Regions from separate parts of the Mus musculus genome. Here all the other regions are linked to region 5. A link is a loop called in an ENCODE intact Hi-C map of the cell type or tissue named here. Cell type or tissue: heart. All regions are shown on one strand.

Region 1 (4,000 bases), 110 kb after region 5:
TTATTTAAAACCAGAGAAATGTAATTAACCAGGATGAATACGCCTACCTATGTGATTTACCCTCAACCCGCTAACAGTAGCATGAATAGCAAACAAACATACACATACATAATCACACGCATGCATGCACACATGACATAAGGGCAGGTGAATTTATATCTGTGAGTTCAAGTCTCAGGCCAGCCAGGGTAGTGCAGTGAGACCCTGTTTCAAAAAAAAACAAAACAAAAACAAAACCAGCCTGAGTTATGAGGTTAAGACAAAAACAAAAAACAAACAAACAATAACAACAACAACAACAAAAACAAAAAACCAAAGAAAACAAAACCACTAATAAAAAATAACAAAACCAGAAACATCTAGTATGGATTTATGGCCAAATTCTTATTTTTATTATATAATAGTCCAAACTTAGAAGACCTTATCTGTGGTTTTGGAAATGTGCTTATATTTTGTTTCATGAATATATTAAAATGTAACCTGTGTAGACATCTGAATTTAACTAACATTCCTGTGTGTTAGAACAGGTTTACACATGAAAAAAATATTTGGTTTTTGTAAACAGGGCCTCAGTAAGTAGTTCAGGCAAGCCTAGAAATTGAAACCTCCTCCCTCAGCCTCTTGAATGCTTACAAATTGGACTTATACATACCTGCACCATTAATCCCAGGGAAGTGATAGAAATTTAACGTCATATAGAAATATGAGACTTGTAAGGATTTAGGTGATTTTCCTCAATATCCGTAACTAAATTGTGAAGAAATTCCTAGATACAATGACTCAAAATCTCAACTTGTTTCTACCCCAACTCAATCTGGACTAGATCAAAAATGACAACTTCAGACTATCCAGAGCTCTGAGTTCTCTATCCTCACTGTATGATCGCCTACAATCTTTTTCCTTGTGACCTACGTTTCTATTAAAGAGCTGTGACATAAAGAAACAATGAAAACTGTGTTCTTTTAAAAGGAAATCCTCAGTAAGCACGAACTTGTTTACTGCTTTTTTGGAATACCTCCTTGCTTTCTCTTCTCTTTACTTTCAAAGAGCCGTTATGGGCAAGAGAAAGCCCAAAGTGAGGATAAGGGCCAGGCAGGGGCTGGGCCTCACCTCTATGGTGGGATCATATTCATCCACAAAGTGGTTCTGGATTAGCTGGATCGTCAAGGCGCTTTTCCCAACACCACCTGCTCCAACCACCACCAGTTTGTACTCAGTCATTTCACACCAGCAAAAACCTGTAGAAAAGCAGCAATTACGATTAAACTGGCAAACCAAACCTACAATACTTCAAGGGCTTCTATGAGTTTACCAAACTCTTCTGTTTCTAAGGCACCCATTCGATACACGTGGCCTTCCACTAAGTTCTCAAAGTGATTCAGAAACATAGCATTCCTTGCAGATGAGTGCGGGCCAGATTATTGGATTAAAGACCAGCGACTATTTTTTCAATCTACTCGGCCCCGCCCTCAGTTTACGGGAAAAGAACCCCCCTCTTCCAATTCCTGCAAACCCAAGCTCTGGGGTCCGCCTGGCACAACCACTTCCCGAAACTCCCCTTTCCGGCTCCGAAAATCACCCCAGAGCCAGCCAGAGTCCCCCACCCAAGCCTTTGTTTCAGCTCGCCAAGTCTCCGCGTCTCCCCGCCCCGCCAGGCGTTCACACGCTGAGAAGTCCGACGCCAGGCAGGCCGGAGCTTTACCTCAAACTCCGCAGACCCCGCCTCGGGAGGCTTTTGGACTTCAACCTGAGAAGCTGTTGGAGACCCCGAAACCGCCATGAACAGCCCCCGCCAGGGAGCGGCACTTCCGGCCCCACCCGCTACGTAATCACTAGGCGCCCAAGGCGCCCCAGTCCCCGCCCCAGCCACGTGGGCCGACGACTAGAGTCTTGCAGCCGGCCGCACCCAGTCCAGCCCCGCCCCGCCCCCATTTCAATAATGAAAGCGCTAGGTGCTAGTGTCTCAAAAATCAGTAAAACTTTATTCGCTTCCATTCTTTCGCCATTAACATAAAACCGGAGAAAGCAAAAATGTTTTGTGTTTACAAAGATAAACGGCCTCTTTACCCAGAGTTCAAAACCTCAAATGACAACGGGGAAGATGAAAGCGCCCTCCCCGACAACCCCTGAGCTGACCCTTGTCATTGTTAGACAAAAAGCCTTCACTCCACTTGCCAGGGACCCTGTTTGGGGCCAATTCAAGATGAAGGCCGAGAAATCAGGCCAATCCGTTCCCGTGATACAAAGTTGAACAGAAGCTACACCAAGGATCAAGTGCCTGTATTGAACAGGGCACTGGAACCACGGGGCTATTTATTAAAAAAAACAGGATTCATTTCAGGCACAACTTTTTTATTATTATTATTTTTTTGTTCATTTTGTTTTTAAATCAGTAAAAGAAACTGGGTCCTAGAAGCTGCAGTGATCTAAGCAGCAGCAATTTTGTGCATTCGTCTTTTGTTTAAATATGTTTAAATTATCACACTGCTGGCACACTTCATTTGCATGAAATTCTGCACCACACATACTAATTGTAGTAAAGTTATTTACCCCCCCCATCCCAGGAAGAAAAAAAAAAAAAAACTACTCGGGAAGATAATTTTCACTGAAATGTAATCAAACTTCGTTAAGTGGATTGTGACAAGATTATAAATGATATGAAAATAACATTTTAACATTTGGCCATCAACTTAAGAATATCGTTTGCTATATAAATTTTTGCAATTTTTAAAGGTAATATATTCTACCTTCATATGGTCCTCAGAATTAAAGCATAATGAACAGGGAAAAAATAGGAAAAGAATGCAGCTGAGTGTTAAGTCATGAAGGTAGAGTATATACTGACTAGAGTGCAGAATTTCATAGGGCCAACAAAGTAACAGTCTGCATTGTTCACTTACACAGGCCAAGTGGAATTTGCAATTACCAGTTGCGTTAAATGCACCAAATAAAGCTCCTAAATTGACACTATAAGGCGCCACCTTTAAGTTTTCCAGGCTGCAACTGTGCATAATTTTAAAATGGTTTCTTAAATTTATTTATTTTTTTCTTTAAACATAACACGAGGAAGGTGTTAAAACTGGTGTAATAGCTCAATAGAATAAGTATTCCAGATTTTGGGAGGGATGAAGAGAAAGATATTCAGAACCCTTCACCAGAATCCCCCCAACTCGACCATAGTGAATTAATGATGTGCTTTGTGGACGTGGTTAGTCAATGACACCAGCTTGACGGATCTTTCTTTCTGCACCAAATCCCTATGAAGAAATATAACAGTTAATGATTTGAGTGTATTGACAATCACAACATACAATTCTAAAATCAACTATGAAAGTATTTATCATATCCACTACCAATTCTCTCCTAAGAGTAAGAAACTTATTAAATAGAATATACCAAGAAATGCACTTCTTGGTGTAATCAGTTATCCTACCATGGGCAAAGCAGAGAGTGGGGAGTTCAAGGCCACTCTAATCTACATATGAGACCCTATCTCAAAACGGAAAGAAGTGCTTCTTATAGAAAGCATCTACTCTATTAGGGTCTGAATTAATGTGTTAGGGAGTCCAAATTAGTGATAAGCAACCCTTGCTTGCTTCACTAACTTCTTTAAGCTCAAGTAAGATTATTAGTTGACCTCCCTCACATCCCTAATGAAATCATACCATTGAGTTATCTGGTCCCCTTGGCTGACGAAGAACCATTAGACGTGGAGCACTGGCATCATCCAGGGTGATGTTCTTTAGGCGATTGACCAACCGGTCAGGTCGAGGAGCTGCAACAGCTTTGGGGCCTTCACTGTAAGAGTGAAAGTGAGAAGAACCAACAATTGCTGGGAAGAAGGCAAGCAGTTGTATGTTCCCTACCCAAATGACTCACTTTTAATGAGGGAGACTCTTCTTGCCTCATCTTAGCTAGCAAGACAAGACAGACAAGTTTATATATACTTCCCAGCTCAGAGTTTCAACAGCATTGGAGCTATAAAGAATCCTAGACTTGT
Region 2 (4,000 bases), 210 kb after region 5:
TCGTGTGTGTGTGTGTGTGTGTGTGTGTGTGTGTGTGTGTGTGTGTGTGTGTGTGCATGCCAGAAGAGAGTGCTGGATTGCCTGGACTGGTGTTGCAGGCAGTTGTAAGCTTGAACCAATCTCTGTCCTATAGGAGAGCAGCAAGTCTCTGAACTGCACAGCCATCTCTCCAGTCCCCTAGAGTAACAGTTTTGGGGACTCCATCACTGTTAGGAGCTGTGCTGAGTTTCTCAGACACCAACAGCTTTGTCCGTGCTACAGCTAAGGTTCAGAAAGGTGTAATAAGTTACCCAAAAGTAAGTGGTGAACTGATGTTTGAATTCTAACTTCAAATTCAGTATGCCTCTAATGGTTATTGCCAAAAACCAATTAAAGGCTGAGCAATAAGAAATTGGCAAAATTAAATAACTTGGTGTTTGAAAACATAAAAAAACTTATTGATTATAATGGAAATATAAGTCTCATCTATAAATTCTGCAAATTTCACTTTTTTCTAAAAAATTGCTAATATGTGTGTGTGTACATGTGATGTATGTGGGTGTGTGTGCATGTGTGGAACACAGGTGGAGGGCTGATGACAGCCTTGTGGCATTGGTTCTCTCCTCCCACCTTTTTGCAGGTCCTGGGAACTGAACTCAGGTTGCCAGGCTTCTGCTGCAAGCTTCTGTACCCCAGGAGTCAGCTAGCCAGCTTAAAGTTTTCATCAAAAAAAAAAAAAAAAAAAAGCCATTGTAACTTTTTGTTGTTTTTTGGCACAGTATCTTGCTATGTAGCTCAGGCTGGTTTTGAACTTACTATGTAGTCCTGGTTGTTTACAGTGACACTCTCCTTGCCTCAGTCTCTACAGTGCTGCAATCCCATGCATGTGCCTCCATGCCTGGCTTTACACTGTAATGTAATAAAGTCATAAGTAGTCTGATAATGTAAGTTACAATCCTCCCCCTTAGGTTTTGTTCTGAAAGTGTTTAGCATTGCTGAAGGAAACAACTAGAAGCTGGACCAGAGAATGGCAAATACCTATGTTGCTACGTCTGATGGGTACTACCTCGCTGAACCCACACAGTATTATGGTATGTAATAAAAATAAAATATTTTCTTTGTGTGTGTGTGTGTGTGTGTGTGTGTGTGTGTCTGGAGAGATGGCTCTGCAGTTAAGAGCACTGGCTGCTCTTCCAGAAGATCAGAGTTCGATTCCCAGCACCCACATGTTTGTTCATAACCATTTGCAATTCCACTTCTGGAGACTCTAATACCTTTCTCTGGCCGCCTCTAGTGCCAGGCACACAAGAAGTACACAGACATATATTAATGAAAAATTCACACACACCACACACACAAAATAAATAAGTCTAAAAAATACTGTATTCAGTTAAAAGAAGAATTAACTCACAAAAATTGAAGTTAGTTTTAAGGACAGATGGAGGCAAGCTTTTATGTCAAATTGTACATGAAACTTACAGTACTTATGGTTGATAGATTTTTTTTTTGAAGATTTATTAATGGTGTGTGTGTTTGCAGCTCAGGTTCCCATGGAAGTCAGAGGCATTGGATTTGCTTGGAGCTGGAGTTTGTGAGCTGCAATGTGGGTGCTAGAAATTGAATCCCGGTCCTCTGCAAGAGCAGAATACATTCTTTTCTTCTTTTATGCATTACATCGTGACCAGAGTTTCCCTCCCCTCCCCCCCCCCCGACCCCCAGTCTCTCCCCCTACGTCTCCTCTCCTCTAGATCCACCCCTTTTTCCTCCCATCAGAAAAGAGCAGGCTTCCCAGGGACATCAACTGAATGTGGCATAAGGAGTTAAGAAAAGACTAGGTGCGCATACCATCACATCCAAGCTGGACTAAGCAACCCAGTAGGAAGAAAGGGGTCCCACAAGCAGGCAAAAGAGCCAGAGACTTCCCTCCCGCTGCCACCGCGCACAGTTAGGAACCCCACAAGAATACATAGAACTCATTTGTAAAAGCTGAGCCTTGGCCGGGCAGTGGTGGTGCACGCTTTAATCCCAGCGTTCAGGAGGCAGAGGCAGGAGGATTTCTGAGTTGAGGCCAGGAAACAGAGAAACCCTGTCTCGAGGGGGGCGGGGGGAGGAGAGCTGAGCCTCCTCTCCAACACTTGAAAAAAATGATAAGATTTGTTTACTTATTTTTCTATTTTATGTGTATATCTGTGTGTGACTTTGTGAGTCTCTGTGTACCACGTGAGTGCAGGTGCTTGGGAAGGTGAGAAGCTGGGGCTACAGGCAGTTGTGAGCCACCCTGTGGATGCTGGGAATTGAGCCCTGAGCTCTTGGCGAGGGCTGCAAGGGCTCTTAGTTACTACTGGTCTATCTCCTCAGGCCTCACCTATGCTTGAAATGTTAATATTAATATAAATCTCATAAAGCAGAAAGGAATGGAAAAAAAAAGAATGCAGGTAGCACTAGAAATTTCTACACAAACACTATAGCAATGCTATAGATGTAATCTTACACACAGTTTTCAAAGGAACTTAAACTCTCATTCCACGGAGTGAGAAAGATTTGCTTTGGACAGTCAGCCAGCAAGGGCCCTTTTCTTTTTTAAAAAATAGGTAACTGCTTTACTGATTTTTTTCCCTGGTTGGTTTGTGGTGCTGGGGATTGAGCCTAGGATCTTGGCATGTTCTTCGAACACTTTACTAGAGAGCTATCGTCCCAGAAACATTTTTCTTGTATCGAGCTATTTGATTGTACCCTGCACTGGGGTTGGATGCTATTGGGCTGCAAATGACTTGTGGGGATGATTTTCAATGTTCTGTGGGATCTTTTGTTGCACCCTAAGATTAAAATTCCTGCCTTACCCTACTTCTCTATTATACCTTAAAGTTAGATTCTTGCCGAAACCTACTTCCTTATTATGCCCTAATGTCAGATTCCTGCCTGGGCTTATGTTCCTGTCATGGCCAATGCCAGACTCCTGCCAAGCGGCACCCAAAAAGCTCTCCACACGCTTTAAAGAAGTCCGACAAAAGGCTGTTTGCTCTTGTTTTGTTTTATTTGAAATGTGTGTTTTTTTTTTCCTTTTGGGGTAAGTTAATTTGTTAATTTATATTGTTTATAGCCTGGCTGTACTTTATAGCTATAACTGTCAAGGTTAGAGAGACAGGCGTGGCTCAGTAGGTGCTTGGAGTTGGATTGTTCTTCAGATAAAAGGTTTATCAGAGCTGGCTTCATGGTGGGGTCGGAAACAAATTCACAGGCTTAGGGAGCAAAAAGGACATCCTATTATTATTTTTTTTTAATAAAAAACATTTTTTGGAGACAAGGTCTTATTGAGTAAAGATGTTCTTTTAAGGTCCCTTACTGTGAAACTGGGAGAGGCAGCTGTTGTGCCCCCAGGAAATGGGTCTTAAGTTGACATTACCAAATTAGGCCAAGAGGCACTGTTCTATGTAGCATGAAATATTAAAAAATGCAATCCATGCTATCTCTGGCAAGGCACCGGCTAGCCTTGTTCTTATCTCATGGAGACTCTCTGACCAGGAGCTCTGAAATCTCTCCACCCAGCTTGCTAAATTCCCAAGGCAGGTCTCTGCCATGCCAGCCCCACACTTCCAAATTCCTGTGGCTGCCTGGGGTGCCACCTTTTGTCTGGAACTCAGTCAAGTTGCCGTGTGAAGGAAAACACCACACAATCTTGGTTTAGAATCAAAAGGCAACACAATCGTTGGGCACAGCAACTAACATTCTTATTAGATCCAAAAGGCTTACTATTGTAAGCCATTCTAAGTTAAATCCTGAACTGGAGGTCTCCACTACCTACATTTTTTGCTCCATCATCCTTCCAGTCCAAAAGCCTTTCTCCTCCCTTTCTCCTACTCGTCCAGTGATTGGTTTTCTTTGCAATCTTTATTCATTAGAAGGGTCACACGAAGTGTGTGATTCACTCCTTTTTCCAGGCAACCTCTCTTGGAGAAGCAGAATTATGATCAAAATACAAACAGCGCCATGGCTATGCACAACAGTTCTATGTGGGTTGGAC
Region 3 (4,000 bases), 210 kb after region 5:
ACAAACAAACAAACAAAAATAAACACAAAAAAGACAAAACAGAAAAACAAACAAGTTGGTCCAGCAGGGAACAGTGTTGCAAGCCTATAATTCCAGAGATTGGGAGATGGAAGCAGAGGGATCAGAGGTCAAGGTTGTCCTGAGTAATATTGCAAGTTTGTGGTCAGCCTGGGCTGTATGACGCTTGGACTCAATTTAAAACAAAAACAAAGATGAAAGCAACACAGTTTAATGTGCCATGACTTGGAGATTTCATCAGGAATTCTTCCTTGTGGAAACAAGGAACTAGAATTCATCATGAGTGTAACAACTGCAAACTCAGACAAAGCAGATGAGGCCTTCCGTCAGAGAAGATGTGACCAACAAAATCAGAGTTTAACAGTGAAACTGTGTAACCATGCCTCCCAACAGTGCCTTAAAGCAGCAATTCTCAACCTGATTCTCAGCGATTCGACATCCTTCAGGGGTCCAATGACCCTTTCTTAGTTGCCTAAGACCATCAGAAAACAGGGATATTTATGTTATGGTTCATAACAGTAGCAAAATTACAGTTATAAAGTAGCAACAGAAATTATGTTATGGTTGGGGGTCACCACAACCATATGGGGATGAGTCATGAGATTAGTGTCCAACACACTTGGTTTATATAAGTGGCATCTTACAAAACAATAGTAAAGCTATTTGCTTGGACTTTCATGGAATCTCATCTCTTACTAATTAGCTATGAGAGCCTAAGCAAGCACTAGAGTCTGGTGTTTATTTATTTATATTACATTTTTTTTTTATGGAAGAGGAAGGAAACACAGGGTAATATATACACTGATCAGTGTACTAATTTATAAACCATTATCCATACATTTAATTGGTGAGGCAACTTCTTTTTCTGTAGGAAAAAAGAAGATACAGTACAAACAAATTGAACTGTCCCAGCACCTATGTTAATGGGTTTTTCAATCAATGTGGACCCCTGTTCTTTCTGTACAGCTCTCCCTACTTCTGCATACATTACTTACTGGTTTGCAGAGACCCAATGTTTTATAGCTAAAGTGGAAGAATATAAAATTCAGAACACAAAGCATTTGTTAAGTAAACAGTAAGAAGCTCTGGAGAGTGGGACCTGCAGGTCCCAAAGGCCTCAGTCCCTGATGGACCGGTTATATTTTGATTTATGTCAGCCTGTAATTGCCCTGTTTTAACCCAAGAGAGGACTGTGTGGGAAGTTTGTCTGTGAGATAGAGCTGAGGCACTGCTCTGCAGAGTGTCTGGAGCCTAAGTGGATGCAACGTCCCCTGTCCAGCCTCTGATAAGCAGGGAAGTGCCTGCTCTGCCCAGCTGGGAAGTCAACGGACTTGCTACATTTCTCTTCTCATTCCATGAGGAGGAGGGCAGACTGCAGGAACACTACCCAATTGTGAGTATTTGTTTTCTCTAAAATAAGACAATTTAAAAATCTTCTGCTGTCTGAATTAAATACGAGTGTTAATTTCATTGTTGCTTTGGGTGTATACTAAACTGTACAGTGTTGTTAAAAAGACATTTTTGAGGGCTTTAACCTCTACCACCACAAGTTCTTATTTTGCAAAAATGAGTGAGCTGATTGTTATTTAGAGGTAAACCCTGAAAACCACTTTCCTTAAAAATAAGAAATTGTGTGGACTGCAGAAGATTATAAAGTAATTTCATTCTTGCCGATAGAAGCTCAGAGGGATTTTGGAGTGTTAGTTGAACTCAGTTGACAATTGACCTGTTAATGTGATCCATCCAGGGATGATGCTCACTGTCTCACTTGCTGAGTGAAACCTGTTTTTAAATCATGAGCTCACTGATAATGTGCTTTGTCCTGAGAGGCAAGAGTATAAGTAGATCCAACACACCATGAAACTTATGCTGTATCTGACACGTCTGTTGAAACTGTTATGATGATATAAAGACTAGACTAGAGAAATACATACAAATTGTGTTCCTGAAATATAGAATGTATTAATTTTATAGTTTCAGTATTTTTAATATTAGCATGTTTCCTCTTTTGCTATCATTATTCATCCATAAAATTTATTTGAGAGAAAACGAATCAAATCCCTTTATTTTTCAAAACTACATGCACAACCTTATGGCCCTTTTTGCATGAAATATCTAGACTAGATGAATCTGTTGAAAAGGGAGGAGACACGATGACAGGTGTTTGGGAAAGGAGGTGAGGTGTGACCCCTGCTGGATTTGAGGGCTGAAGGCATCAGGGGCTCTGGAGTTGTGTGGTGATGACAGTTGTATTAGAAGTGAATATTTTGAATTCTATAGTTAAGGTTGAGTTTCATGAGTTAATTATATGTCAATAAGGGCTAGCGAGATTGCTCAGCGGTTAAGAGCACTGACTCCTCTTCCAAAGGTCCTGAGTTCAAATCCCAGAAACCACATGGTAGCTCACAACCACCCATAATGAGATCTGACACCCTTTTCTGGTGTGTCTGAAGTCAGCGACAGTGTACTTATATATATAATAAATAAATCTTAAAAATTTATATGTCAATAAATTACTATCAAAACTATAGGTTAATAGTCCACGTTGGCAAGAGTCTTCTATATTCTAAAGTAAACTCTCATAGAGGAGTTAATAAACCTTATTTTCTGTTGTTCAAAGACATTCTCCTGATTTTCTCTGACTAGGGTAAATTTTGACTGGGAACCTTGGCTCAAAGGTGCATCAGCATGAAAAGTCTTATTTTTTTATTTTTATTTTATTTTATTTTTTTTTTTTTACAATTTTTGCATCAGAGAATAACTTTGCCATGTAAGCCATTTTTTGTAATGATATGGTTTTTTTTAAGAGGTACTATGGAAATGAAAACATTTTTCTTCTGAAGCAATCGACTCCATTTATTCAGAATTCAGGTGATACACGCTATAAGAGTAGATCTCAACAGTGTGAACCTCCACTATGTCACCTAGTTTTCCAGAGTCAGGGTTTCTTCTTCCTGTTAAAACTCTACACAGACAAAAATCTTTGAGACCAATTTTTTGGTTAAGGAGAAGGAAATGCAAAAGCATTTGTAGAATTAAGCATATTTTTAGCAGAATACCTACCAGTGACAATTTTTGAAAAGTACACTTTTTAGTAAGTTATAGATATTAAAGGAAAAACAGATTTTGTCCATATCAAGTTGCTCATCTTGATAAAAGGTCCTGTTTTAGCTAAGCTATTTTGTTTTAAATAAATATTTACACTAGGAAAGATAACAAGACAGAGTCCTTCCAGATCCACAGGGCCCTTGCTCTCTAGCAGGGCAGAAATTTTCTCATGCCTCTAGTTTACTAGAAATCTACTTGAGTGTTTTAAACATTATGTTATGTTTGTTTGTTTATTTATTTATGTTTGTGAGTGTGTGTGCGTGTGCAGACTCATGTGGCATGAAGTGTGTGAGGAGGGTAGAACACAGCCCTGGAGAGGTGGTTTTTCTTTGCATCATGCGGTGCCAGGCATCAGGCCATCACTCTCCAGGGCAAGTGTCTTCACACAAAGCTGTGTCTCATTAATACTACAGCATGTTTTAAAATTCATTTTATTCATATTTTATTTTTGAAAGTTTTATTTTGCTATATATGTACCATACTCCTATTAAATATTTTAAGAACTTTGTTATAAAACCTTGTAAATCAAAAAACATTGCAGCATCAAAAAAAACCCCAACACCCAAAAAAGACCTCAAACACCTCCCTCCCCAAGTTGTAGCAAAATTAAATATGAAAGGTCTGGAACTCTGTGAAAATTTTGGGGTAGAAAATGATGCAAGTGCCAGGTGTGGTGGCACACGCCTTTACTCCCAGCACTCAGGAGACAAAGAGGCAGATCTCTGAGAGTTCAAGGCCAGCCTGGTCTGCAAAAATGTGTTCCAGGACAGCCATGTGGCTACATAGAAAAAAACCTGTCTGGAAAAACAAAACTAAAAACCAAATCAAACAAAACAAGAGAAAAAAAAAAAGGGATGCAAGTATTCCTGTGAGC
Region 4 (4,000 bases), 110 kb before region 5:
CTATATAGAAACACTTTCATAATGGGCATGTAGTACCCTGCTAGAGTACTACACAAGAGATCTTTCTAGGAAACAGAAAAATCCAATATGGCATCTCAAATCCAAACACAGTTTCCAGAAACTGGAAGGATGGACTTCCTTAACTATGTAGCCAATTAATCCAATCTAACTTCCAGTCATCTTACATACCATCCTTTAGTTAGAGTTGTAGAAAGTGTCCTGTGCTGGGAATACTGTCCGCCCCCGCGAAGTGGTCACTCAAGCTTTCCAGCCAGGCCTTCCTTCTAATGCCACAACCATGATACCCACACCTCTACTGCTTCAGGTGACACAGGGTTCCACTACTGGACTGAAGGAGTCCTCACTGAGCATTTTATTCAGTTCTAGCACAGTGCCCTGAATACTTGAGCTATTAATGCATAACAAATGAAATAACATAAGCCCAACTCTCCCTGACACTCTTCCCTTCCAAGTTCCTCTCTTCATCCTCAAATCCCAGGATTTCCCCTTAACCACGCAGGCCCCTCACAACTAATATCACTTACCAAGCTCCTCATCGCAATGTCACCCTAGTGCCTTCTTCTAACCCAAGGACTCCAATGTCTTTTATTACCATTTAATCGGTAGCTCTTTCTCTTAACCGAACAGGCCAATAAGCAATCCATTCCAACCCCTAGCTATCAACACTGTCGGACCAGGCCTTCCCACCCCAACTCACTTCTCACGGAGGGTTCGGTACACCCCTTTTCTGTCTCTTTAGTCCACCCTCTGCAGAAGCGCCTCAAACCTCCCTCTCAGCATCCCCTCCCCCAGCCCCTCGCAGCCGGCACCCCTCCCTTCTCTCTCCCCATATCTCCGGCGGTGCAGCTTCTCTGGTAACCGTCCCCGGGGCCGTAGCTTTCGTCTCGGAGACCTCTCTGCACTGCACCGTCCGAGCACCCTCGGCACCCCAAGCCGCCACACCAGATTCTCCCGGGTGCGGCCTGCTGCTCACCTTGCTGGACGTCACCGTTGCTGCCCCCAGGGATGGGCACGCTGAGCTGGCGCTCCGGCTCCGGCAGACAGCGCAGGCAGAAGGAGTGCAGGCAGGGGAGCAGCTTGGGCTCCGCCTCGCGCCGGCTCTGCAAGCTCTGCTGACACACCGCGCAGGTGTCCAGAAGCGAGGCTGGTGGTCCGAGAGGTGGCCCCGACGAGGAACCAGGAGCCGGGGCGGGAGCGGGGGCCGGGGCCGGGGCCGGGGCCGGGGCCGGGGCTGGGGCAGCAGCTGGAGCCGGCGTCGATGCCGCGCCTCCGGGGACCGCGGAGCCCACTGAGGCCGCGGGGACCGAGGCGGCCGGGGCCGAGCTTGAGGAGGCCGCGGCCACCCCCCCGTCGTCGGGCCCAGCCGCACCGCCCTCCGCGCCAGCCCTGCCGCCTTCCTCCTCCTCCTCCTCCACCAGCACCGCGGCGAGAGGCGGCTCCGCCTCCTGCGCCGTGGGCCCGGCGGCCCCGGCGGTTACCGGCGCGCTACCGCTGCCCCCGCCGCCACTCTCTGCCTCACCGCCGCCTTTGTTTTCCGCCATGTTTTCCTCTTTGAACCCGCCGGACCGCCCCGCGCCGCCCGCCGCTCGCGCCGCCGCCGCCGCCCCCAGCCTCAGCCGCAGCCACAGCAAGAGCGGCCGCCGAGAGCGAGCGAAGTAGCGAGCGAGCGAGCGAGCGAACGCACGAGAGCGCGCGCGCACGCGGCGCCCCCGCCCTCGCGTCGCGGGGCGGGAGGGGTGGGCACGCGCACGTACGCACCGACGTCCTCCGGAGGGAGGCGGGAACTCCGGCCGCGCGCGCTCGCGGGACAGACCGCGATGCAGCTCCGCGCCTCGGTGTGGTCTGTTGCCACCCGGCTGGAGTTGTGTAGCTCGGTAGGAGCTGGTGGAACTGGGTCTCTATGATGTGGCTGCTAGCGCCGAAGCCGCGGTGGTGCGGGAAGAAGGGAGGGAAAACATGCAGGAGTAGGAGGCCGGCTTGCGTTCGCCCCCGAGCGAGCGTCTCCACGGCGACGCCATCCCCAGCGACGGGCGCGCCACCGCGGAAGCTTCACCTGTCGCGCGCTTGGTCGCGGAGGCCTCCTACCGAGGAGGTGCGGACCACCTGGGTCTTCGCTGGGTGTTGCTGGACCGCGTTCTCTAGAGGGCTGTGACACCCGAGAGCGGCTGCGCAGAGTTCCCCCCACCACGTACACACACACCCCAAAAGTCTCCAGATATAGGCTCCTGCGGTGAGACAGAAGTCTTCTAATAGCTATTTTTAGCTTCTTAAGGTGATTCTCCAACGTTGCTACATACCTGAAAGCCAATCAAATGAGCTTTTTTCTAAACAGAGATGCCAGGGCCACACCCCAAAACAGAATCAGGAAGTTGAAAACCAGATGAATGTTGAAAAGTCCCTGCGGCTGATGTGCCAGTTTGGGAGACCATGTTTCTAACCAATATTATATCCCGAGAATCTCACTCGGCGTCCCCGGGTGGGCCAGCTGACTGTCCTCACCACCTCAATCTTAGAAGCTTTATGAAAGGGTTTTGTTTTGTTGGTATCGGGCCTCTCCGCCTCAGGCTGCCATCAGACCTTCATTTAGCCAGTGCTGCCAGAACAAGTGTAACTTGATATAGTGCCCACCTGTAGTCACCTGCAGGGAGACTGCTGAGTTCCTGGCCAGCTTAAGCATCAGGCTTCATAGGGAGACCTTGCCTCCAAAAAGAAATGGGGGAGGGGAAATGATGTAAGTGCAACAGCTGTTTTAATGTGAGTCTCACAAGCCCGTCCTAGACCGTAGTTATACAGGAAATTTATTTGGGTGAGTTTTTAAATTCACAGAAAAGCGTTTTTCATCAATTCCTTCAAAATCTCTTCTGACTTTCGTGTTAAGATAGAAACGTTGGGGTTCCTGCAGGAGAACAAAGAAACTCTCTGCCTTCAAGAAGTTGACAGTTTAGAGGATGAACATGGAGAGTATGTCGGGGGAAATGATAAATGCTTTGGAGTAAAAATAAGGCGAGTGTAAAGGATTTGTGCTGATTGAGCAAGGGCTCTGCTGATAAGGTGAAGAAACCTGGCTTGCACAAGAGTATTCCAGACAGGAGCAGGTGGCAAAAAACAAAGGGCCTAAGGCAAACAGAGACCCTGGAATTAGTGTGAGAGGAATGGCTTCAACAAGGAAAGGAAAAATAGGAGATAACACTTGTGGTCGTTTGAATAAAAATGGCCTCCATGTGGCCAGGCCTGGTGGCCCACGCCTTTAATCCCAGCACTCAGGAGGCAGAGGCAGGTGGATTTCTGAGTTCGAGGCCAGCCTGGTCTACAAAGTGAGTTCCAGGACAGCCAGGACTACACAGAGAAACCCTGTCTCAAAATAACCAAAAGAAAAAACAAAAACAAAGAATGGCCTCCATAGTTTCATTTATTTAAATGGTTGGTCACCTGGGAGCAGAACGGCTTGAAAGTATCAGGAGGAAGTATGTCACTGAGGTGTGCAAAGGTATGCAAAGAACACATTAACTTCCATATGCTTTGTCACTAAGTTCAAAAACCACAAGTATCAAAGAGAACAGGATTTCTGCATCTAATCATTATCTACCAGCTTTTCTGTATTTCCAGGACCACGGAGGAGGACATTGGTATTCCAGTAATAAATACAACAGTACATAAGCAGAAATTTCCAATTTACAAAGTGCTTTCAGACATATCCCTAACTTTTTGTTGTTGCTGTTGTTGTTGTTTTGGTTTTGTTTTTGGCTTTGGTTTTTCAAGACAGGTTTTCTCTGTAGCCCTGGCTGTCCTGGAACTCACTCTGTAGACCAGGTTGGCCTCAAACTCAGAAATCTGCCTGCCTCTGCTTCCCAAGTGCTGGGATTAAAGGCGTGCGCCACCATGCCCGGCATCCCTAACTTTTGCAATTAATAAAATATATACTAGCTTAAATAATAAGTAGATTTTTAATATTATATAAATATATTATAATGCATTGGCT
Region 5 (4,000 bases):
CCTCACTCCCGTATCAAAGTCCGCAAGCCTCCTGGCTTACTTCAAAGGCACACTTACTTCAAAGGCAGAATAATCCGGGGCCGTCAGGTAGCTCAGGTAGTTCTTGGTAGGTCGGTATCTGCGCGTCTCCTCCTCCACCAGGGCCGCCGCCTAAGAACGAGAACAGGCCAGGGTCGCGGCGGGAAAGGGCGGCGTGCCTTCGGCGGACCCGCCGCACATGACCCGCACTCACCGCTTCCCGCACGCCGGGTGCCTCATAGCCTTGGTCAAAATATGGTAGCGCATCTACCACCACCTCTCCGGCTACCAAGCCCGTGCCCGCCATCGCGCGGCACTAGGCTTCAAGAGCGCCTTCTGAGTCTGCGCAGCCTCGGTTCTAATTCCACTGCGCCTGCGCCTGGAATGACGTCACACACGCCGCTGCCTTTGGGGCTTCGATTCGGGCGCACGCGCAGTTGGTAATTATAGCCACTAGGCTCTAAGCCTAAGCATCACGTGCTGGCGTGCCGGGGTGCCTTTCTTTGTATGGGTGCCGTTTTTTTTTTTTTTTTTTTTGAAGGAGTGGGTAGGGCAGACTTCGGAAGAGGTGGTTGCTGGACTTGGCTGGAGGGGAGAAATATATTTTCCACATCCTTTAACCTTCCATTGTTTAGACTCACATAGTGCTGGGCTTCTAGCGCTCCCTTGCTTTATCCTCATTTCGCAGCCGGTCCCTTAAGAATGTTCTTTTATAGAAACTAGAAATGTGCGCCTATTTTCCAATTAAATTTTTAGATCCAACAACCTGAGGGGTGCGGCTCAATGGCAAAACCAGGTCAGTCCGCAGCACTGCAAACACCTCATCCCTTCCATGACTGTAATTATAACTATAAAATGCCTCATTTTAGAAGCTCTGCCTTGGAGTGGAGGCAACTCAGGGGAGAGCTAGAAGCCCAGAAAAAGGGAAACTCACAGGAATATGCTAGGGTGACCATAAGACTTGAAGCAACAGGGGATATAGGACCTGAAATGGCCACCTCCTGGAACCAGGCAAGACTTCCAATGGATTGATGGGGACACCAATCTACCCACAAAACCAAAATTTGTCCTGCTTACAAGATGTGTGGGGATAAAGATGGACTAGAAACTGAGGGGATGATCAAGGCCCAACTTGAGACTCATCCCATGAGAGCAAGCCCACCCCTGACACTATTAATGTTTTGCTACACTTCCAGACAGGAGAGGCTTCGCCCAACAGCTGCTGGAAACAGATGGAAAGATCCACAGCCAAACATTAGGCAGAGCTCTGGGAATCTTGTGGAAGAAGGGGAGGAAGGAATGAAGGAACCAGAAGGGTCAAGGACACCACAAAAAAAGCCATACAGAATCAACTAACCTGGTCCCGCAGGGGTTCACAGAGACTGATCCACCAACCAAAGAGGCTGCAATGGACAGTCCTGGATCCTTACACACATGTAACAGATATGCAGCTTCTGTGGGACCCCTAACAGCTGGAGCAGGGGCTGTCTCTGACTCTGCCTTTGGACCCCCTTCCCCTAACTGGGCAGCCTTGTCTAGCCTCAACAGAAGATAGGCCTAGTCTTACTGCAACTTGCTATGCCAAGGCTGATATCCACGGGAGGCCTCCCCTTCTCTGAGGAGAAAGGGAGAAGATGGGGAAAGGAGAGAAGAGAGGGAGTAGGAGGATAGGTGGGAGGGAAGGCTGTGATCAGATAAAATAATGAGAAAATCTTGCTATTTTTTGTCTTTAGGGCCTATACAAAACCCAATCATTTTTGCCTTTAGGATTTGTGGTAATAAAATATTACTCCACGTTGCCTCTCAACCCCTCAGGCTGTAGTTAGCATACATTCTTTGTAAAATATCTTCCAGACTAAGAGGTAATGAAAAAAAGATTGTGAGACTATATAAGCTATCCAGTGTACGTTCAACCAAGAGCTTTGGAAAAGTTGATCTCGGTTATAATCCTGGTTAGTCTAAGCTGGATTTGAGTATTTACGAATTTACATTGTGTAAATGTGCTGTTTATGGGTTTATGTAAAGTGTGTGTGTTGTGATTTGATAACTGCCTCTCATACATAGGCTTAGGGATTTGAACACTCAGTCCCCAGCTGGTGGCGCTGTTGCAGAGGTTTAGTTACTTTTGCTCTCTGCTTTCAAGTTGCCCTTTGAAAATGTGAACTCTCCCGCTACTGCCTTCATGCTTCTCCACCTGAATTAACTCTCAGCCCTGGAATGTAAGCCAAGGCAAATGTTCTTCTTTAAGTTGCTTGGTCAATGTTCTATCACTGCAATAGAAAAGTAACCACTACACATCTTATGTGCATTTGTTTTAAATTCTCCAAGAGATCTGTGGGAATTTTTTTAAAATGCCTTTATCTGTAAACATTTGATAGAAATATTGAACAATTCTTTTTACAAACGTATTTAGAATTCACAACATTTACAAAAACAAATTACAACAAACTCAAGGAAAGGAAGCAGCTTTAGATCTTAAGAAGGTTAAGACTCTCCCAAAAGCAGTCTCCCTGCAGAGGGACAGTCATGATTGACCACAGTAAACCCTCCTTCCCCATCTTATAAACAACCAGTCATGAATTGTTCCATCGGGATTGGAGTGTAGGAAGAAGGAAAGGAGAGAGCTGTCTGGGAGGAGCTCCCCTGGGTGAGCTGCACTAACATTTGAAAGGACAGACTCAGTTCTCTTCCCTGGACCCATGTGTGGGAACTATATTGCACAGCACCAGTCTTAAATGGATTCATTCAGACACCCTAGTATGAGTGACAATGACAATACTATACAAGTCAGTGAGTTGTATCCCAGTACAACAAACAACACTTTCCAAGTCTGAATGAGTATTTTCCATGCCAGGTAAAGCAGTGGGCAAAGGTTACAGAAAACAACTGACATTTACCACAACATTTCTCACTTATCAATGAAAACTGTACCCTCACTGACAAACTCCCTTTCCCAGGTGCTACTCCTACTTTAGATTTTCAGCATCTGGTTGATGAAGAGGCTTAGGAAACACTAAAAACTCACACCGATGTAAAAATAACCAGTGTGGCAGAGCACACAAAAGGCCCTGGGTCCTATCCCCAGCAGCAGAAGAAGAAACAAAGGAACAAACCTTGTCTAGACCCCCATAGCTTAACGTCTCATCAGAGCCAAAAAGGAAGCTCTGGTGTGCTCCACAGAGAACTTTAAACATCACTATAAAGAGTTCATTTACAGCTGTAGGACTAACCAGCTTTGTATGTGTTCATAAGTCAAGTGTTTGGCTTAGTTCTTTCTTGTATATAACTGGCCAAATTCCTTAGCTTCTCTGAACTCCAGTTTCTTGTAGAATATCATGAAGCTGATCTAAAGCTTGAATAAGATGACATGTAGATTATCACAGTGCTGCAAATTGTAAACACCAAAACTCAGATAGCTATGTCCTTAAAAGGACATTTTAATGTTGGCTCCATTCCATAAAGCATAATGCTGACATATGAGAAGCAAGCTATCCCAGCAGGACACGTGTTCTGAGGAGGCCATGCCTGGTGTCTGCTTTTTTTTTAAAGTTCTAACATGAGTGAAATTCTCCAAGATAGGACATGGGACAAAAGGGGGGTTTAATCAATGGTGACAGTACTGGAATTAGAAAGCACAAACCGTCCACGTATTTAAAGCAATATGATGCTTCAGTGATGAGAATCGTGTGACCATGGTGTCCTCCATGTCTGTCTCCCTAGTACCTGAAACTCTCATTATTCTCCTTATTTCTCTGTCAATCTCATCTTTGCATTGTTTTTAGGAACTCAACACCAAGTATTTCTGAGTCTTCTCCTTGTAAAGGACAACCACAAGCACAAAGCAGAGGCTCTTGCACCCATCAGTAACCAAAGATAAAACACCACTGTAAAATAACGAGCCCAGGCATGGCGGTGCACGCCTTTGATCTCAGCACTTGGGAGGCAGAGGCAGGAGGACCTCTGTGAGATCTTTGAGATTTGT
Region 6 (4,000 bases), 130 kb after region 5:
ATCTATAAAATGGAATAATTTCTAACATACAATATTGCTGAGAGGATTAAACAAAATAATGCTAAACAGCATGCACCCCCAGCATCTGGTACACACCAAATACTCATGTTAGCCACAGCTCTAAGTTCATTCTCAAGAATATTTTTATGTGAATCAGAGTTTTGCCTGTTTGTTCGTATGTATGTATGCAGACAACATTTGGTGACTGGTGCCCACAAAGGCCAGAAGAGGCCATCAGATGCCTTGCAACTGAGTATGTATGCGCTGAGGTTGGTGCTAGGAACTGAACGTAGGTCCTATACAAGAGTATCAAGTATTCAAACTACTGTGGCATCTTTCTAGCCTCTTGGGATTTTTTTTTGTTGTTTTAGTTTAAGAAATCTTATAATTTCATTCCTTTAAATCTTCTAAGTATCTAAAGAAAAAAAAAAAACAAACCTCAAATATATCTTTTTACCAGTTAAGTTTTTCAGATCTCAAAATGACATTGCCATAGTAAAAATTAGGGCACATATTTCAGTAGTAAGCAAAACTAATATGTTCATCTTTTCTGGCTTATAACAGACTGAAAAGTCCTATCAGGAACAAGCAGACACACAGTAGAAAGTTCAAAAGTGAGCTGACAGATTACCTCCTACTTTTAAGTCTTGGAGGTTGCCATTATATTGTGAACAGTGGAAGAAAAGTCTAGCTTGCCGTTCTGAACACTGAATGAATCCGTAAGAGGTCAAGAGTTTTTCAATAACCCCAGTTTCACGAAGTGCTGCTGAAGTACCATTGGGGTACCCATTGTGTCCATTGTTGTGGAGAAGGTTTGGATCAAAGCTCATCTGTTTAAAAAAAAAAAGTCAATATATATAGATCTATGTATACAAAACAAAAAAAAACCCCAAACAATACTAACACTAGGTAAAACAACACTTAGTGAAAGTTCTTAACATTAACTTTAAATTACTGAAGCAATTTTAAAATAATAGTGGTTAATATAAAAACTAGTAACCTAGAATTACCAGATTAAGAAAATATCTTAATACTATTTGGTAAGTCATGCAGATTAAATTCATAAAGTTAGCAGAAATTAACACAATAAATGTCTTATTCAATATTTAATTCAAATTTAAAAATTGTAGCACAACACACACTCAAGTCCTTAGGGAAAAAATTGAAAATTATGAGGGAAAAAAATTTGAAAATTATGAGTCAAAAATATCTCCAATACAAATTCCTAGCCATAGAGTTGTCTAACAATGTTTAGTTAATTTCTAAGGACATTCAAAACCTTTTTCTTGCTAAGAAAACACTGATATCTCTAATGTCATCTGTTTCAATGATCAATTCTGAGCTATATAATAAAGCAAATGAAACATTCTCTTCAGTGAAAAAGGAGTTACTGAAATACAATACAATACAATACAATGCAATCTGTTTAGGTCAAATACTTTTTTACTTTGGTGATTTCATAAATCATAAAAATGAATTATTTGTTAAGTTTGAAAGAAGCTAAGGGGCTAGAGAGATGTCTCAGCGGTTAAGAGCACTGACTGCTTTTCCAAAGGTACTGAGTTCAATTCCCAGCAACCATATGGTGGCTTCATAACCGCCTGTAATGGGATCTGAAACCCTTCTCTGGTGTGTCTGAAGATAGCTACAATGTACCCATATACATAAAATAAATTAATCCTAAGAAAAATAAAAAAGAAGCATAAGATGGAATAAGCATCCAAAAAAGGCTGAGTAATTTACCACAGAAGCACTAGCTCTAAGTCTTTACATTAACTTTAAAAGTCCCTTGCATTGAAATTATGACATAAACATTTCTAGCTCCATGAAATGTTGGGCAATTATTAAAAAAGATATATCTTCAATGACCAATATTCTTTATTATGTGAATGATGGGAGTTTCGTCTACATGTATGTCTGTGTATCACATACTGCTTACTCTCCATAAAGGCCGGAGTCCAGCAGTGGATCTGCTGGAACCAGAGTCACAGACAGGTGCGAGCTGCTAGGTATTGAGAATCAAACCTGGGTCCTTGGAAGAGCAGCCAGCACTCTTAACCACTGAGCCATCTCTCCAGTCCCAAGGACCAAAATTCTTGAAAAATAAATGGTTAAGTAAGGTGGTGGTGGAACAAGCCTTTAATCCCAGCATTGAGGAGACAGGGGCAGGTGGATCTGAGAGAGGTCCAAGCCACCCTACTCTACAGAGTAAATTCCATAAGAGGCAGAGCTACTGAGAGAAACCCTATATTAAAGGGAAAAAAAAGATAAACCGTTAAATAATACACTAATACATGGGATGTCCAAAATATGCAAATCAATGCACACCCGTTAGTAATTGGGTTCTATTTCCTTTGTATTAGCCACTGTTCTGAAATGTATTAACCTAATTTTCACAAAAACAATACACTATGCCCATTTTACCATGTAGAAAACAACCACTGGCCGAAATTCACTGATAGACAACTCAAACGAGGTCCACCTCCACACAACTGGCTTTAAATTCTCCAACTAAAGCCACTTGACAATTTAATTAAAACAGCAGAGTCAGATTCAGTGAAGATAAGGGTATAAACTCTCCTCTTCCAACAAGATCTAAGGCAAGCAATGCTTCTTCACTCTTTAAGACATTTTTACAACAGCAGGGTCCGAAAGTTAATCTTTCAAAAGTCAAAGTCAAAGAAATGATTAGGAAGCTATAAATTGAGCCTACTGGCACTTCAACCAGACGACGTGGCCCCCATAAGCCATGCGTGTAACACAATGCAAGACAAACTGAATCACTCCTTTCCTGACTTACAGATCTCTGATATGTGGGGGTCCTCTTTTGTTTTTTTGTCCAGGATGAGGTAGATGATGAAGATAAAGGTAAAGAAAGTGAAGGAGGGGCTGCAGGAGTGGGCTGAGGATCTGATGACACGGTAAGCATGTTCTCCATGTCAAGCAGCTGTGACAACATAGCATAATGTTTAACAAGTACAAGAGTAAATAAACGTCCAACTGAAAGGTTCTCTCAGATACATTAAACAGTCCTGTGTTATAAGGAACTTTACAAACGTCTTAAGAACACTAGTGGCACAATGCTAGCACATGCTTTTCATCCCTCATTGGTGGAGGCAGAGGCAGGCAGATCTCTGTGTTAAGAGGCCAGCCCGGTCTACAGAGCAAGTTCCAGGACAGCCAGGGCTATACAGAGAAACCCTGTCTCAAAAAACAAAACAAAAAAAGAACTTTAGTGGCTAATAAGGAGACCACTGTTCCAAATTTCTTTTCAATTTCCAAACAGTAAACAGAATCTATTATCAATTATAGCCCAATGGAAAATAGAATACTGCATTTATGGTTCTGCCCAAGATAAAAATTAGTTTCTATGAATATTACTATATGATATGAATATGAGCTATATAAATGTAGCTTATATCTCACTAAACTGATATATCAAATATACTTCTTATATAACTTAATATTACTGAAAATTAAACTGCAAACTCACTAAGTTGACAGTGAAGTCTCTTTCTTATTCATTTGTTCTCAGTATACTATAGTTGAAATATACTCGAATGAATGGCCCTACACATTTAGTTATCTAGGCTCGACTCCATAGCAGAGGCACTGTCAGCAGAAAGAAATGTATATATATGGAAGGCAAGCAAAGCACAAGCAAAGCACATGGACATCAACACGTTTATTCCCAGAACTAACTATTCAACCTCATTATGAAAGACATGACTATTTAATAAGATCTAATGTATAAGCCGGACTTATATTAGAAACATTAAAACACACTCCATAAATAATGCCCCTGAGATAATTTATAATAGGATGAAGTTTAAAACAAAACAAAGGAAAAATAAAAAGTCAAGCATGATAGCTCACGTGTATAATCCTAGCATTTGAGAGGCTAAAGCAGGCGTATTACTGAGTTGGGGGCCAGCAAGTACTATAATAAAATCCTGTTTTACAAAACAGGAGAAAACAGCACAACAAAAACAATCCTCCA
Region 7 (4,000 bases), 460 kb after region 5:
GAGTGTCTGGGAGAATGTGTATAGTTATGAAAACACCGTAGCATCTTCCATGTGAGAGTTGAGTACCTGCAGACTGGGCAGGATCCTGGGTCCCGTGGATGCTAAAGGAGGACTTTGTGTGTCTCTGGGTGAATTATCTGTTCATTGTTCACCTGCCTGCTGGTTGCTAAGCTGCACAAAGGTTCGACTCTGTGACTGGATTCTTGTGTCTGACATAGCACCCAGCCTGCACAAAACATTTTGCTGGGGTAAATGTGTTTATAAGGTTCATAATTCATCTGAGGTATGAGCCTGTGGTACCAGCTTTCTTCTCTCATGAAGAGAGCCAAGTGCCGTCTGTTCTCTTTGGGGCTTTTGCCTGTAGTGGACAGTGAAGGCTGCTGGCTTGATCAAACACGTACCATGGTTCTAGCAAACATGCTTCCCCCTTCCCGGTTGTGCCCTTGTTTGACTTCATTCTATACAACTTGATTAGGGTCTCCTCTTAAGTCCCATCTCATGATAGTATTATTATTATATCCTTGAAGGTAGTAATTAGAGTTATGAAGAGTCGTTTTTTCCTGGTTCTTTTCCTGAGTGGCTGGACTTTAGCTAATTCATTTAATCTCCTTGAATCTTAGTATTTTCATCCTTTAAATGATAGTGAAGTGTGTCTTGCTGAATATTACCTGTTTCTGGTAAATGTGCAAAGAAATGACTGTCAAAGCAAGCAGAAAACTGCTAAATGAGCATAAAATCCAAAAAAATTTATCATTTTATGACTTTTGAAATTCATTATAATGCCTGACACTTTGCAGGCACCAGCCAACTGGTGCGCCTCCATCTATTATTTAATGTGGTGAGGGGATATGCTATCACTTGTCACCACTAAGGACCCACTAAATCTCATCTCATTCCATCCCCCCACTTCTCGTTTGATGAAGAGGAACCTGAGGCTAGGAAAGGTTAAGCAACACATTCAAGGTCACACAGCTAAGAGCCTGTGCTCTCACGGGGTTCCCACATTTGCCTTCCTCTGGTCCCAGAACAGGGACAGCTTCTGGTCATGCTAAGAGGTAAAGGATTCAGCCAGCTCTATGAAGGTATTAAAGGCAGAGCTGGGACCAGCGCGAGGCCTGTCGGCTGTCGGTCCAGTGCTCAGCTCCGGCTCCCTTTCTGGCAGAGGTGGACACCTGAGATAGAAGGAGGCTCTCGTAGCTTCTTCTGTTCTCACCTCTTGGAGGCGTGCCTCTCACGGTCCAGGTTTCTTTTTTGTCATCGAATATATTTATATTTATATTCCTTTCACAAAGGAGAAAATGGGAGCATAGAGAGATCGCCTGAGCTTTTCTCTTCCAGGTAGAACACTTCCACATACTGCAGTAAGAGGAGAAAGCCGGATGGTTGGAATTTGAATATGAGGAGACACGTTAGTGACAAGCAGTAAGGCTGAACTGGAAGAAGCCAGCCAATCCCCTTCCACTTCCTTCCTGAGGTCTTTGCCTCTTCTGAGCTTGGCTTAGCCCTGACCGGAGTGAGCTCAGACACGACAGAAAGAAAGAGGAAATAGATTGTGTTTGTCTGTGGTGCTAGAGTAAGATACGGAGCAACAGTCACCCTAAAGGCCAGCCTGGACTTCCCCAGCTGACATTTGCTTTACTCGGGGGATCGATAATCTTGGCCGCAACACCTACAAAACCTGGGCCTGAGCTGCCTCCATTTCCAGCCTGCTTGGGTTTCAGTTCTTTCCAAGGTATCATTTCCTGGTTGTTTCTTTGGCAGTTTCTTCTGCACCGGCAAGGTTTAGTGTGCCCGGGCGTTTACCAGGTGTTGGCTCCCCCCTGCTGTCAGAAAGAAGCATTGCAAGGACTTGACAAGTTGCGTGTATCTCATGAACTCAAGAACTCATTGTCTGGGAGTGCTTGTCTCACGTCTCCTCAACAAGACATTGACTGTCCACGCGAGTGGGTCCAAGATCGGTAGCCATCAGTGCTCAGTTCACACTGCTGTTTATGCATTAAGGGAGTCGGTTTATGGAGCAATCAACGTGGTTTAGCACGCAATGCTTTCTAATTTCTGAGAACTTGGGCCTTTTGTTAAGGCCACTCCCAGCCTTCCTGGCCTCCTCTGAGCAGGCAGCATGGATACTTCTGATCGCGGTGGGAGCTGAATCCACCTTAGGTGCCTTGACACTCTCAGGCTTTTTACAGCAGGTCACCAGAGACTGGAGTCCCTTCAGGGCTGAGGAAGTGGAAGGGTTTCATCAGTCTACTGAGAGCTACCGGCCACTTGAGGTCCTCAGGGTTGGAGAGGCTAAGTTTCCTTCTTATTTACATTGCTGAACTGTCCTAGAGCAGTGGTCCTGGGCTCCTGTTACCAGCTTCAGAGGCTTGTCTCAGCCCTTAGGGCAGGGGCTCTCAGCCTTTGAATAGAGACTCAACCCCTTTCGCAGGGTCGCAGAAGACCATGGGAAGACGTAGAAATTTACATTACAATTCATAAAGATAGCAAAATTAAAGTCATAAAGTAGCAATAAAATAATTTTATGGCTGGGGGTCACCACACCACGAGGAACTGTATTAAAGGGTCACAGCATCAGGAAGGCTGAGAGCCACCGCCTTAGGAGGCGTCTACATCTTCAGCTCATGCTCCGTCTCTTGTCTGGGCTTCTTGTTTTCCTTGCCTTTCAGGTTCCCATGTTCTTAAAGTCCTAGAGGTCATAGGTTCCCCAAAGCTTCTTTCCAAAGAATAAAGGCCACCGCCCACTACTCTATATTGTAAGCACGCACTGTCTCTTGGGTTCCTCCTCATTTGTGTGACTCAAGCCTTTCTTACCCCCATAGGTACTACTCGGGACTCTCTCCCAGGGTGCATTGCTTCTGCTCCAGCTAGAATATAAATAGCTGGCTGCCAGTCCCTGGGCCGTCCCCTCAATACTTCAAACTGTGTGTGCCAGGGAGGGATTCAGCCAGGAGCGCACAGAGATGGCTCAGAGACTCCGGCTTTCCAATGGCCTGTGTCACTCAGCAGGCCCCGAGCATCTGTAGATTCTAAGCAAACATTTTATTTTGTCTTTGTCTGCATTATGACATGGTTTGTGATCCCCCCCCCCCACTTATCACATCTGCAGTGTGTTGGGTGTCTACAGTGTTGGAGATGAGGCTGGGGCTGACGCTGTATTCTGGACGATGTTTCCCACAGGTGATTTGTGCTTTACCCAGCACAAGGGCAGCTTCTGGTCAGGCAGAGAGGTAAAGGATTCAGGCAGCTCCATGAAGGTATTAAAGGCAGAGCTGGGACCAGCGTGAGGCCTGTCGGTCCAGTGCTCAGCTCTGGGCTCCCTTCCTGGCAGAGGTGGACCCCTGGGTCAGAAGGAGGTTCATGAAAGCCCCTCTCATCGAAGATGACAGAAAGTTTCAAAGGCAAATAAATATTCACTGGAGGCAAAGTGTGAACACTTCAAAGGAGAGTCACTGAAACATTCCCTTCGGGGGAGGGAGAGGGGGGGATGACACTTAGAGTTCAGAAATCCCAGAGGGTAGTGTGTCTGGCCAATCTCGGTAAGATGGGCAGGTACTTTCTCTTATTAATGTTTTGAAATCCCTCCTTTTTTTTTTTTCTTCTTTTACAAAGGGGAAAAAATGTTATCCTCAGGTCATGAAGCTGATGTGGGCTCAGGAAGCCTGTGATCACACACACACACACACACACACACACACACACACACACACACAAAGAGAGAGAGAGAGAGAGAGAGAGAGAGAGAGAGAGAGAGAGAGAGAGAGAGAGAGAGAGAGAATCAATGCTTCTTGATTTTATCCAGCTCCCAACCTTTTGTCCCTCTCAGCTATCCATCTGCTCCTCTCCCCTCATCCTTGGGAGCCTCTGCAGAGGTGCAGGTGACAGCAAAAGCTCTTCCTCAGAGGTGTGAGCTCACCTAAGTCCCCTGCCCCCACAGGACCCTCCTGAGACCCTTCCCTTTCTTTCAAAGCACCTTCTCTATTTCAGCCTTGCGTCTCCC

Evidence for each region. Peaks named below come from ENCODE experiments on the same cell type or tissue, not always from the same donor. Only the 100,000 strongest peaks of a DNase experiment are listed, where the experiment ranks them.
Region 1: it touches region 5 in a loop (4-fold over the local background); 15 of 42 quality-filtered maps call a loop at or near these places.
Region 2: a loop joins it to region 5, with 4 times the contacts of the local background. A loop is called at or near these places in 2 of 42 quality-filtered maps.
Region 3: it touches region 5 in a loop (3-fold over the local background); 2 of 42 quality-filtered maps call a loop at or near these places.
Region 4: a loop joins it to region 5, with 2.9 times the contacts of the local background. A loop is called at or near these places in 8 of 42 quality-filtered maps.
Region 6: a loop joins it to region 5, with 2.7 times the contacts of the local background. A loop is called at or near these places in 4 of 42 quality-filtered maps.
Region 7: it touches region 5 in a loop (6-fold over the local background); 13 of 42 quality-filtered maps call a loop at or near these places.

Annotation. Positions count from the first base shown.
Region 1 is chr3:103,056,143-103,060,142 of GRCm38, reverse strand. It overlaps Csde1 (cold shock domain containing E1, RNA binding), which reads right to left. Exons shown (of 19, transcript NM_001161854.2): 18 at 3,666-3,798; 19 at 1,957-3,257. The coding sequence ends at 3,210. It overlaps Nras (neuroblastoma ras oncogene), which reads right to left and starts at 1,858. Exons shown (of 7, transcript NM_010937.2): 1 at 1,703-1,858; 2 at 1,111-1,238. The coding sequence starts at 1,221. In heart, no CTCF peak of the experiment used is centred here; a DNase peak (open chromatin) is centred at 1,842; H3K4me3 peaks cover 1,750 bases; H3K27ac peaks cover 1,502 bases.
Region 2 is chr3:102,955,390-102,959,389 of GRCm38, reverse strand. Nr1h5 (nuclear receptor subfamily 1, group H, member 5) reads left to right here. Exons shown (of 11, transcript NM_198658.2): 2 at 948-1,070. The coding sequence starts at 1,007. Among named protein-coding and RNA genes, the nearest start is that of Gm22826, 5.3 kb to the right of the region's middle. In heart, no CTCF peak of the experiment used is centred here; no DNase peak of the experiment used is centred here.
Region 3 is chr3:102,961,499-102,965,498 of GRCm38, reverse strand. It overlaps Nr1h5 (nuclear receptor subfamily 1, group H, member 5), which reads left to right and starts at 1,366. Exons shown (of 11, transcript NM_198658.2): 1 at 1,366-1,411. In heart, a CTCF peak has its summit at 2,214 (motif pointing left); no DNase peak of the experiment used is centred here.
Region 4 is chr3:103,277,441-103,281,440 of GRCm38, reverse strand. Trim33 (tripartite motif-containing 33) reads right to left here and starts at 2,148. Exons shown (of 20, transcript NM_053170.3): 1 at 995-2,148. The coding sequence starts at 1,562. In heart, no CTCF peak of the experiment used is centred here; DNase peaks (open chromatin) are centred at 930 and 1,790; H3K4me3 peaks cover 2,996 bases; H3K27ac peaks cover 2,508 bases.
Region 5 is chr3:103,168,098-103,172,097 of GRCm38, reverse strand. Dennd2c (DENN/MADD domain containing 2C) reads right to left here. Exons shown (of 19, transcript NM_001384113.1): 19 at 2,360-4,000. Bcas2 (breast carcinoma amplified sequence 2) reads right to left here and starts at 443. Exons shown (of 7, transcript NM_026602.4): 1 at 233-443; 2 at 58-150. The coding sequence starts at 325. In heart, CTCF peaks have their summits at 363 and 2,108 (motif pointing right); DNase peaks (open chromatin) are centred at 397 and 2,137; H3K4me3 peaks cover 1,100 bases; H3K27ac peaks cover 1,561 bases.
Region 6 is chr3:103,035,522-103,039,521 of GRCm38, reverse strand. Csde1 (cold shock domain containing E1, RNA binding) reads right to left here. Exons shown (of 19, transcript NM_001161854.2): 3 at 632-830. The coding sequence starts at 830. Among named protein-coding and RNA genes, the nearest start is that of Csde1, 17 kb to the right of the region's middle. In heart, no CTCF peak of the experiment used is centred here; no DNase peak of the experiment used is centred here.
Region 7 is chr3:102,713,002-102,717,001 of GRCm38, reverse strand. No RefSeq gene overlaps it. Among named protein-coding and RNA genes, the nearest start is that of Tspan2, 20 kb to the left of the region's middle. In heart, a CTCF peak has its summit at 1,827; DNase peaks (open chromatin) are centred at 1,521 and 1,661; H3K4me3 peaks cover 470 bases; H3K27ac peaks cover 1,040 bases.